Linked DNA regions of Homo sapiens: region 1 is linked to region 2. The links are chromatin loops, found by intact Hi-C in ENCODE. Cell type or tissue: Calu3. All regions are shown on one strand. Links, peaks and the distances in the headings refer to the core of each region. The heading gives the core; the rest is flanking DNA. Region 1 has its middle 170 kb from the start of DERA. Region 2 overlaps MGST1 (microsomal glutathione S-transferase 1).

Region 1 (6,868 bases), core at 1,025-6,024, 270 kb after region 2:
TGGAGGTTGCAGTGAGCTGAGATTGTGTCACTGCACTCCAGCCTGGAAGACAAGGGCAAAACTCCATCTCAAAAAAAAAAAAAAAAAGAAGAAGAAGAAGAAAAGTAAGTAAATTGACAAGGCAAGTGAGTGAGTTAGTGGAAGGGACTAAAATTAGGCAATCTGTTACTTGCAAGCAGACTTGCTAACACCTCTAAGGTGTTTCCAGAAAAGAATATGACAATAGTAATAAAAATAGGATTGGATGATTATATAAGGATGTTTATTTTCTGTCTTATTCCTACTCCTCCTATAGAAAATTGGAAATTGACTTTAATGGATTGCTTCCGTTCCTGAAAGAGTCAGAGAATGTTTCCTAATCCAGCCAGTGTCCCAGGCCTAACTGATCGATAAATGTATATGTGTGTGTGTGTGTGTGCGCGTGTGTCTGTATACATATATATATATGGAGAGAGAGAGAGATACACTGCTGTCCATTACCTTTGAAAATGCTAATGTTGACAGCATTATTTTCCTTGTTTATGAGGACAGCTAAAAAGACAGCATCCCCAGATGATCTGCCATGCTGACACATGAATAAAATGTCCTTTCAGAATGATGTCCCTTGACTCAAGCGCTGTCACTGACTGAAGCTGATACCATTTCGTGTGTCTCTGGCCAGAGTCCCTACAACACCCACAGCAAGCCAGCAGGTCCACACAGGGCATTTGCCATCATGACTGGGGAAAAGTGGAACGTAGCCTCTCAGTTCACACTGGCCATGCCCTTATGCTTCAAATGTGTTTAAGGAGAAAAGAACTGGAGAAAGAAAAGAGAAGAAGCCAGGAAATGCATACAGAAAGTGATTGACTCCACAAAGAAGAATTGGAAATTAACACTGCAAAAAGTGCACTGAATTTGGATGGCTTCCTTTTGAGGTGCAGGTACTAAGAATAATTACAGTCTGTCTGTGTGACTGCCCTTATCCTGTAAAAGGAAAAATGCCAAGCAAGGTTCTTTATGACTTTACCTTTGGTGATTTATCCAGCCTTACATTATTTCTCACTGAATTCACCCAGCACCAACTTCCTATCTCTAAACCCCAAATCCTACCACAGAGTGATACCCCACTACTTCTCATTGCTCATTCACTTTCCCATGGCTTTGCATGTGATGATGCCTTTGTTTGCAACATTCTTCTGCCCCACTTCGCTTTTTAAACTCTGACTGCCAGACTCACCTCCAGTGCTCTCTGCTTCAGAAAGCTTGCCTCTCTCCAGTTTGTTCTAGGAGATCTGGGGTACCCAGCCTTCACAATGGCCCCCAATGGTTTTTACTTTCTGATGGTAAGGTCTCCAGATGGTCTCCTCTCCCACTGAATAAAGCTGACCTGACCTATGTAATCTATGCAAAATTGTCAAATGTCTGACTTTTGAGTCTAAGTCATAATAAAAGTAGTAAGTCCTACCTTGCTCTCTCTTCAATCGCTTACTCTGGGGAAAGCCAGATGCCATATCTTGAGATTATTCAGTCATCCCTATGGAGAAGTCAGTGTAGTAAGGCCTTGTGCCAACCACCAGCATCAACTTGCCAGCCATGTGAGTGAGCCATCTTAGAAGCAAATTCTCCAGCCCCAGGCAAGCCCTCAGTTGACTGCAGCCCTGGCTGACATCTTGACTATAACCTCATAAGAGATCTCATGCCAGAATCATTAAGCTAAGCTGCTCCCAAATTCCTGACTCGCAGAAACTGTGTAAGGAAACTTCTTAAGTCTGTTTAGTGCTGCTATACTAGATTACCTGAGACTGGGTAATGTATAAAGAAAAAAAATGTTTATTTGGCTTATTATTCTGATGGCTAGAATGTTCAAGATTGGGCATTTTCATCTGGTGAGGGCCTCAGGCTTCTTCCACTCATGGTGGAAGGTGAAGAAGGACTGGTGTGTGTGGAGATCATATGGCAAAAGGGAAAGAGTCAGAGAGAGGGGAAGGGGAGTGCTAGACTCTTTTTAACAATTGGCTCTCACAGGAACTAACAGGGCAAGAACTTACTACAATGAGAATGGCACCAAGCCATTCATGCGGGATCCAGGCCAAAGACCCAAACATCTCCCATTAGGCCCCACTCCCAACATTGGGGACCAAATTTCAACATGAAGTTTGGAGAGGACAGACATCCAAACCATAGCAAATAAATATTTATTGTTGTTTTAAGTCTCCATGTTTTGGAGTGATTTCTTATGCAGCAATAGATACAGGGTCTGTCCTACATTTTTCCATAGTATCCTACATTTCCCTCCATTAAAACCTATTTCCCTTTGTCTGTTTACTTCTCTGTCTCTTCCACTAGCCTGAGATCATCTTAAGAGCAGAAACATAGCAATTCATCTTTCAATTCATAGAGCTTCAGTGGCCCCAGGAAGGGCAATGGTTGTACAAGCTGTGCACCTCCTCAAAGGTGCCTGTCCAATGTACACAAATGGAGGCTGAAGTCCAACTCTCATCTGCCCAAGAAGTTGAAGGTCTTGGTGAGAGCTGCTGTCACTGGCAGAGAGAGGCATTTATTCTTTTGCACAAAGGCACCTTTACTCAGTAAATCTTGTCAAATGGCCACTATTGTAACTCATTCACTGTGTCACTCAAGGTTCATTCTAGAGACAGAAACCATAAATAAATAATTAACTGCAACAGTAGATTGGAGGAACAGAGGGTTAGCTATTAAGCATCGAAAGAACTCTAAATACAAGGATAACAGATTTAGGGAGCAGACACTATCTCTAGGACACAGGCAAAGCACCCAAATAAGGAATAAATTAGACAAAAGACCCCTGCCTACCAGGGCTGAGATACAGGCTTTATTATAGAGAGGATGGTGGGGTCCACTGAATGTAGACAAGTTTGCTGAGGTGCAGCAAGAGCCGAACTTACTGGGAAGCCCTCTTTTGGAAAGCTGGGGGAAGATGCCAATGCAGAGGCAGAGGTGCCATAGATGCCAAAAGAGCACACACTCGAACCAGGAAGAGAAGCTCCTTCTTCCTCCAGTGTTCCTTCAGTGCCCTCTATTGACAGCTTAACTTAGTGTCAGCTGGCAAAGGAGAAATGCTCTAGTATCATTAGCAGGGCAATGAAGAAGGGATTAGTGGTTGAGTGGATGGATAACTGGCACAGTCCACTAGAAATCAGCCTTTTCCTAATATGTCCATCCAGAAGGAATGCCCTTTCCAGACTTTCCCAAAGGCACTCTATGGCCCTGGTGGGGTTTTTTTAGAGTCATGAAAACATGGTTTGGGCTACCTGGTGCTCAAGGGTTGTTCTTAGTCAAGTTTGCTCTTAGCAAACCGTTCTATTTGGATGGATGGCTCTCAAAAACAATTTATGTTAACATAATCTCCTAGCTATTTCTATTGGCCATGCCTCCAACCTGAACTCAGTAGACACTGGGCACTACTTCATGTCTCACTTCTGACTGAGTTCACCTACATGGCAACTGATTTCCTATGCTGGTGGCTCCCTCTCTGATAACACAGCAGCCTGTACTTTCTGAGCATTGATGTCAACGGAACACCTGGACAACTTGTTCTTACAAATGTGGTGCTTCCAACTGATGTTATGTACATCAAGTAAGTGTGACAGATAAAACACAAAACCCTTCCCAGTGCTGGATCTGATGAGGATACAGGACTTCTGTCATTTTGAGACTGACTGGCTGTTAAAAGCAGTTTGGCTTACAATATCTGTCAGAGAGAGGTGATATTTTGTGACATCAAATCACAATAGAATCTCCACTAAAAGGGATATAATCATAATAGAAACTTGCATAGAGTTACACAGCATGAAACTGTGGCTTGTCATCTACTCCTGTTTGTAATATTTTTCTGTGAAATTAAGTGATAGCATTACTAAAAACACCTAGCAGTCTGTTTATCCTGCTGCTCTGAAGAAATATGCTAATTATATATAGAAGAAAAACGTTCAATTTCCAATGTATTAAGGATAGAACTAAGGTCAGTTAATTTGGTCAACATTTATTGAGTGTGGTGAAGTTACAAAGAAAGAAGATATTATATACTTACATATATACTTACTATATATGTAAAATCTAACATTTCCTGTCATATTTTCTGTTGGATTCTATACACTTCACTTTTTAAAATTATTTCTCCTCTTTTCTCTAATATTTTGATATTAAATGAAAGCAGAAAAGTGGAAGAGCTGTACCCTATGATGACCTGGATTTTGTTGAGCATCACTATAAACAAGCCTTGAGAGGGACATCCTCATTTACTAAAAAATCGAGGAAAAAGTAAACAGTTGGAAAGAAAATTCAAATCTAGTACTATTAAAATGTCTTTGCTCAACAATTCCCATATTCTAGAAAAGTGTCACACAAAATAAAAGTCTATGAAAAACCTTTGAGTGTGTTGCTGTATTTCTTGGAGAAATGCTGAAAAAATTAGATTTGCAAGCAAATAAGAGGTAAAGGGCCTAACAATCATTACTTTTAAGAGAGGAAAAACAGACAGCTATTGTAAGTCAAACGTACTAATGATGTCTTTCCACAGAACTTAAAGAATATTCTTGGTTGGTACCAATCCAAAGAATGTAGGAATTATGCTGTTGAGAAGGGTCAGAGGCATAATGATGATAATAAAATGATAATTAATGCAAACATTCCCTGAACTCTTTCAGTGAGCCAGCCACTGCTCTAAGCCCATGAGGTGGGTTCTCTTGTTGTCAGCTGGCCTGACTCCACTTTTAACCACACTGCCTCACTGCACATTTCCCCAACTGAAAATAGAGACACACGCTTTAACAGCAAAGTTAACATAATTCTGCAAGAGTTAAAATTTCTATTTGTATTAACCTATAAAATACAGAACCAAGAGTTGCTATAATTTTACTGAATAAATAGAAATGAAGGAAAACAAACATTTTTCAAGACACTTACAGTAGGTCAGTTGACATATACTATCTTGTTAAAAGCCATTCCCGATCTTGTCGGTAGTAAGCAGTACTTGGCCTCTTTTTTTACTCTTTGTCAATCTTGCCTTCTGCTAACAATATCAATACCGGGGGTAAAGGGGGATAGATGTTTTGGGAGGCTGTGAATGAACACGCATTTTGATGTAACTATTCAGAGTGGTTTGGTCTGATACAGAACAGGAGAAGAATCATAATTCAAAGAAGAATCATAATTCTTAAGCATAATTTGGTTGTATTTAACAGAAACTTGCTCAAACATGGTTAAGAAGAAATTTTAAAAGGTTTTAGTAGAAGGCCATAGGGGTTTCCCATGGAACTCCATCACAAGTAGTACATCAGATCTCCTGCAGACAAGAGCTGGGGAGTAAAATGTTGACAGTTGAGTTTGCTCTTTCCTTCTCCGGCCCCTCACTCCCACTGCCCTCTATGGTGGTCCTTTCCTGGATCAGCCAATGGCCTCTTCTGCTTGCTCAGGTGCCTCTGGGTCACCCCAAGCCTAAGATAAGTCCCACAGGAAAAGAAATGTTTGGCACAATCTAGACTTTGTATAATATGATCCACCCTTAGATCCAATTTCCTATGGTCTGAGAAGAAGGGTCATAGTCAGAAACCACAAAGGTGGACTGTAATGGCTCACCTTAGGGCTGGTGAGTGTATGGGGACAGGGGCAGGGGTCTCGAAGGTTTTGCAGACAAATTAACCAGTTTCTACTCTACATCAATACTAGAAGGAGGTAACTGCTATACTCCTTCCCCAGGGACCTTAAATAAGGTGCTTGACCCCTCTGTGCCTTAATTTCCTCATCTGTGAAATGGGGATAGTAAGGTTTTCTTGCTTTTGTAAGGATTATAAATTTGAATTCACATGACATGTTTAGAATATAATACATTTTACCTATTATTATTGTTGTTGTTTCTTGTTATTATCTGAGATCAACTCCTAACACCTATAAGTTCAAGAACCTAAAATATCTGAAGAGATTCAACACCATTCACCCCACTTTCTTATTTTACTGGCTATTTCTCATTTCATACATGAAAACATATCTAGGATCCCATGGACTGGGGGGTAAAATTACTTAAAGATTCCAGAATGAGAGGAATAGAAGGTTCCACTTAAAACAAACAAACAAACAAACCCATTATTTTAGGTTGCTCACACTTTCTCTGCACCCTTTAGGAATAAATAAAAAATTTTGTGGTTGAAGAACAATGGAAAGTTTTTGGATTCCAAAGAGGAATGTGGAGAAATGAGCTTTGGGCAGTGGTCCTTAGGGCAGTTGGTTGAACTATTGTTATGAAACTGGTCAGTCAATTAGTTCTAGCAACCACTTTCACTGGCTTTTCCATTTAATTGACTGGTCTCTTGACCACTGTAGAAACACTCTGGAATGTGGGCACTAATGAACAAATCAAGACAATGTGCCCACTAAAACAGATCGCAATGAAAGAAACAAGGCTCTGCTGGGAACTGGTTTTAAATAAACTGCCCCATTTTGGATAGCAGAGGCTTTATTTTCAAACCTTCATCATTTGGGGTTAAAACATCTGGGATAAAATATCATTTTGTCACCATTCTATATCTCATGGAACAATTATCTCCTTCATTTCTAAACTTCTGTGTAGCATAGTTGACAATTATTCCCATTCTAGCAGTCTCTTAATCCTTATTTTTTCTCTGAAACCTGACATTATACACTCTGTTTTCAGAATTCAGATAATTTCCTAGTTTTTCCTATAAAACGGAAAACTGCTTCTTTTCTTTTTTTGCTAGATTGGTGTCTCTACTCCTCCACCTCCTTGTATTAACTTATCATTCACTTTGTACTGCCTTCTCCTTGTCAAAAAAAAGCTATTTTTTTAGTTCTTTCTCTCTGTACTGTCACTTCAGATTCACAGTTGCTAAGT
Region 2 (5,350 bases), core at 351-5,350:
AATGTCAAAGTAAATAGGGGCTGAACGCAGTGGCTTATACCTGTTAATCCCAGCACTTTGGGAGGCCGAGGCTGGTGGATCACTTGAGATCGGGAGTTTGAGACCAGCCAGCCCAACATGGTGAAACCCCATCTCTACTAAAAATACAAAAATTAGCCAGACGCAGTGGCGTGTGCCTGCAATCCCAGCTACTCGTGAGACTGAGGCAGGAGAATTGCTTAAATCCGGGAGGCGGAGGTTGCAATGAGCCAAGATTGCGCCACTGCACTGTAGCCTGGGCGACAGAGAGAGACTCTATCTCAAAAAAAAAAAAAAAAAAAAGTATGCAATATTATATTTTATCTAGTTCTATATTATTTAGCTTGAAGACATCAAGCAAGTACTACTTGAAAAAAAAGGGTGCAGTATAAGCAAAAATAAATAGCAAAAATGCCCTAAACATAGACTAACATCACATACTAGCACTGAGATTAACTATAAGTAGGTTGAAAGCAAAAGACCAGAGGTCATAGACTGATCTCTTTGGAAACATCAAGCTATGTACCTAGCAGCAGCACTGAACTTAGGAAGGCCTCAGTTCTTATGTATCCTGCTTTGGAGACCCAACTTACAACTTGTCATTTCAGTAGTATTCAAAACTGTAGGCTTTAGGACTTGAATTCCAGTCCCACGATTTAGCTGTTAACCTTGCTTGAGGGATTCAGTCTCTGAGACTAAATTTCTTCATTCTTAAAATCGAAACAGTAGGCCTGGTGTGGTGGCTCACGCCTGTAGTCCCAGCACTTTGGGAGGCCGAGGCGGGTGGATCACGAGGTCGAGAGATCAAGTCCATCCTGGCTGACACAGTGAAACCCCGTCTCTACTAAAAATACAAAAAATTAGCCGGGTGTGGTGGCAGGCGCCTGTAGTCCCGGCTGCTTGGGAGGCTGAAGCAGGAGAATAGCATGAACCCAGGAGGCAGAGCTTGCAGTGAGCCAAGATGGCACCACTGCACTCTAGCCTGGGTGACAGAGTGAGACTCTGTCTCCCCCTCCAAAAAAAAAAATTGAAATAGTAATAGCTTCTAACTTAATGGGTTATTGTCTAATGTAATGGAGATAAAATATGGACTGGCCCAAGAAAAACCCTCAATAAATTTATAATATCCTTATCACAATTGTCATCATGATCACCATCATCATCAATTCGAAGACAGGTAAAGAAGGAGAAGCAGGATAATGGAAACATCAAAAAACAGGCTTGCAAATGCAAGGTAAGGAATTACCATATATGGTACTTTCATGGGTGTAATAGGGAAGGAGAATTAGCTTTACATGATCCTTGAGTCATTTCACATTCCAAAGTTACATTCAACTAAAAGCCGTTGAGTAGAGGAATGTAGTTATCTGTGTCTGGAATTGGAAGTATAATTGGGAATGTGCTGAAGAGGAAGGCCAAGACACACTGGTGATACTGAAGTCAAAACAGGTAGGAACTTAGGGTAAAGCTTAAAATGTACATTTCCAGTCCTCTGCCATTATTCTTTGTAACCTCCTCTTGTTCTTTTATCAGCCCTGCTATCTACTTCTCTCTCTTCCACAGAACACACACAACTTTTCTCAGACCCAAGCTTAGAGGCTATTTATCCTGCTTGGCATGTAGTACTGTCTCTTCTAGATGATGTTCATTCCTGCCTTTAAAGCTCAACCCCTGCATTGTGTCCTTATTAGCCTGACACCTATCAGCTGCAATCTTTCTATCCATCTTACCAGTAATCTATACATTTATATGTATCTTTATTGGTCATATAGCCATCTTTGTGTTGCTGGTGAATGTGATTAAAAACCACATACATATATACTTAGCTTTATTAGAGCTTGCTATGTGTTCAACTATACTATGTACATTATGTACACTACTTTCATCACCTTTGTTAATCTATTACAATTGTCATAACTATACCCATTTCACAAAAGAAGAAAAAGGGAATTAGAGTTGTTAAGCTGCCAAGCTGGGACACGAACACCCCATACGGTTACTACACTATACTCTCTCTTTCAAGAGGCTTGATTAATTCTGCTCTCAACTCTTTAATTCTGCTTAATTCTAATTCAATTGACATTAAGTGAATGCCTACTCTGTGGCTGGCACAAGTAGGCACCCCTTATATCTGTCATCTTCTTTCTTTTTCCAGTTATGTGGTGAGGTATTAAAATTCCCATTTTGCAGATAAAGAAATCAAAGCTACCTAAGTAACCCCTATTTTTGTTTCCTTTTCTTTTCTTTTTTTGAGATGGAGTCTCACTCTGTCGCCCAGGCTGCAGTGCAGTGGTGCAATCTTGGCTCACTGCAACCTCTGCCTCCTGGGTTCAAGCCATTCTCCTGCCTCAGCCTCCCGAGTAGCTGGGATTACAGGTGCCCGCCACCACACCTGGCTAATTTTTGTATTTTTAGTAAAGACGGGGTTTCACCATATTTGTCAGGCTGGTCTTAAACTCCTGACCTCAGGTGATCCACCCGCCTCAGCCTCCCAAACTGCTAGGATTACAGGCATGAGCCACCATGCCTGGCCCCCCTATTTTTGTTTTCTTAGGCTAAAAATATACAGCTTGGATTTAGGCAAACAGAAACTACATGCGCAAGGTTTTTAAAAAATCCCCTAGATAGCAAATTAATCAACCTCCATAAGTCTCTAGTCTTGAAAGCACAGTATGTTAGATTAGCTCTCAGTGCAATATAATATTTTTGGTAACATTTAATGTGTCTGCTTGTTCTAGTATTGAAGGGGTGAAAGTCATGAATAAACTGCACTATCCTTCAGAGTGTAGGTAAAGTAATTAGCTTAAGAAAGGATCCCTAAGTCCCAGGCCTCTGTACAAAGATGTGAAGAAATACAGCAAGCGTGTGAAGTTTTTTAAAATTAAGGTAAGTTTATCAAATAGAAAGTTGCTACTTAACAATAATTTTAAAACTAAAACATTCTCTATAGGCCTCTACTAATGTTCCCAGAATGAAATTTATGTATTGATGGAACAAAAGTCCAGAGAACTTTTTTTTCCCCCTCATTGAAAATCAGTATTGAAAGAGTAGAGAAAAAAATGGCAGCCTCCCAGGACTGTTGGTAGGAAAGTACACAAAGAAGTCAGTGGCTGGGAAAAAGGGCAATGGGAGGCCTTTTCTTTAAAAATGAACAACACACTGTGCACTTCACACAGAGTTTCTCAATCACGAAGAATGTGGCTTAACTCCTCAAGTCTGTGGGTTTGGGAGACTGGCCAGCACCAAGCATCTGACACACACCTGATGAGTCAATGAACCATCTCTCCAGGGTAACATCTTCCCCTTCACAGGTACCCAAGAGCCAGGTAATGAGCAGTTAAGGTAAGAACATTAAGAAATAGTAGTTGTTTATAGCATGGATTAAGGCAATGCTGTTGTAAACTTTTTTTCCCCCAAAGCTGATTTATCAATCAATTGCCACGAGTTTGCTGCACAAAACTGCAGCCATTATCATGGTTGGCTCTGCAGCCACAACAAAATTACTGAAAGCCTTTTACCAGGAAAGGTTGTCAGGAGGGAGAAGAGTGGTCCTGTATAATAATAAATAACAGGATGAAATGTTAAGTGGTTTGAGGATTCAAGGAATGAAGGAGAAATAATCAAAGAAAAGTAAGCAGGGAAAAACACTAATTTGGTTATGAATTATAGAAAATATTTACAATGATCAATCATGTTTGCACAGTGGTTTGTTTGCTCATTATATTCTCCATTCATTGGCCAGCATGGTAATAAGTATCTCAACCTCTCTTGCCAGAGACCAGAGCTCTGTCCCCTAATGTGGAGGTGACTTCTTCATAAGAGGACATGGGGTAGAGTGTCAAGTATTCAAAACTCTGGAACTAGATTGGCATTCGGGTGGATCTCGACCCTGCCACTTAGTAAGTGTAACTTAACTTCTCTGGGACCTCTTCACCTTACCTGTGAAAGGAGTTGAATAAGAACTCCCATTTCACTGGATTCTTGTGAGCCTTAGCTGAATAAAGTTAGAAAAGCGGGGGCCGAGCGCGGTGGCTCATGCCTGTAATCCCAGCACTTTGGGAGCCGGAGGCGGGCAGATCACGAGGTCAGGAGATCGAGACCATCCTGGCTAACATGGTGAAACCCCGTCTCTATTAAAAATACAAAAAATTAGCTGGGCGTGGTGGCAGGTGCCTGTAGTCCCAGCTACTCGGGAGGCTGAGGCAGGAGAATGGCGTGAACCCGGGAAGCGGAGTTTGCAGTGAGCTGAGATCGTGCCACTGCACTCCAGCCTGGGTGACAGTGCGAGACCCCGTCTCAAAAAAAAAAAAAAAAAAAGAAGCTCTGGGACCTGTTAAATGCTGTGTGTTTGGTAAATAAAAAACTTCCGACTTTGGCGCTGTTCTAGGCACTGAGGATTTTAGAATTTTCAAAAAGCTTTTGCATATTTTATCTCGCTTGACCCGAAAAATCCTGAGGTAGAGCAAATAATATTTTTTTCTACCTTTAGTATGTAAGGAAATTAAGGCCCAGAAAAGTAGTGAGTAATATGACCCAAATTCACAGTGGAGAGACCAAGACTGCAACTTAGTTTTCTCAAGTGTTTACCTCTGGGCTACCCACCATCAAGGCTAAGAATTCTCAACAGCTCTGGTCTTCTGGAGGCCTTTCCTTGTCAAATCTCATTCCTGTTTTCTACCCCTCCCCCCAAACCCCCGTACTATCTAGCAGAGAAGAATCTTCACTTCTCAGTTGAGGAACGCCCTTTCCCTTTACAGGCTTTTGGCCAAAATGAGCAAAGTTCTCTTCTCAGGATGAGGTGGCCAGCCTTTCTGCATCAATATTGTGAAACACATGAATAATCTGGGCACGCATCCCCAGGGCCATGACTCTGCAATTTTGTACCTTCTAAAACTAACAAACACTACACATGAGATAAAGAAAAAAGATAATTCGGTGGCCATGTTGCGGATACGTTAATCTGGAACTCTAGATGAATTCTAGCATTTCCTGAAGGCATCGTGGTGGCTGCAGACTCAGCCCACTATGTGGTCTCATGCAAAGTGGGGTTCAGAGCCCAGAGGCTGCAGGTGAAATGCTGGTGCCTCTCGGGAGAGTGGTGGGGTAAGGCCTTTCTCTGTGCTGACCTGACCTCCTTTTCCAATCTCAGGGATTCATAGACACCACTCTAAAACAAAGCGGTAGAAAAATTTTACTCGTCTGCCAGAGAGGGTAATATCCAAATTTGGACTGATTTGCCTTTTTTTTTTTTTTTTTTTTAATTACCAAAGATAATCGCACACATAGCCCTCTTATTTTGGAAACAGCAGAGGACAACAAAGTCCAGTACTAT

What was found. Peaks named below come from ENCODE experiments on the same cell type or tissue, not always from the same donor. Only the 100,000 strongest peaks of a DNase experiment are listed, where the experiment ranks them.
Region 1: it touches region 2 in a loop (5-fold over the local background); 11 of 110 quality-filtered maps call a loop at or near these places.

What each region holds. Positions count from the first base shown.
Region 1 is chr12:16,072,919-16,079,786 of GRCh38, reverse strand. No RefSeq gene overlaps it. Among named protein-coding and RNA genes, the nearest start is that of DERA, 170 kb to the right of the region's middle. In Calu3, for the core only: a CTCF peak has its summit at 3,022 (motif pointing left); a DNase peak (open chromatin) is centred at 3,006.
Region 2 is chr12:16,348,729-16,354,078 of GRCh38, reverse strand. All of the region lies in intron 1 of MGST1 (microsomal glutathione S-transferase 1), which reads right to left. Among named protein-coding and RNA genes, the nearest start is that of MGST1, 3.8 kb to the right of the region's middle. RefSeq lists an enhancer at 4,555-5,350. In Calu3, for the core only: no CTCF peak of the experiment used is centred there; DNase peaks (open chromatin) are centred at 3,238 and 4,868.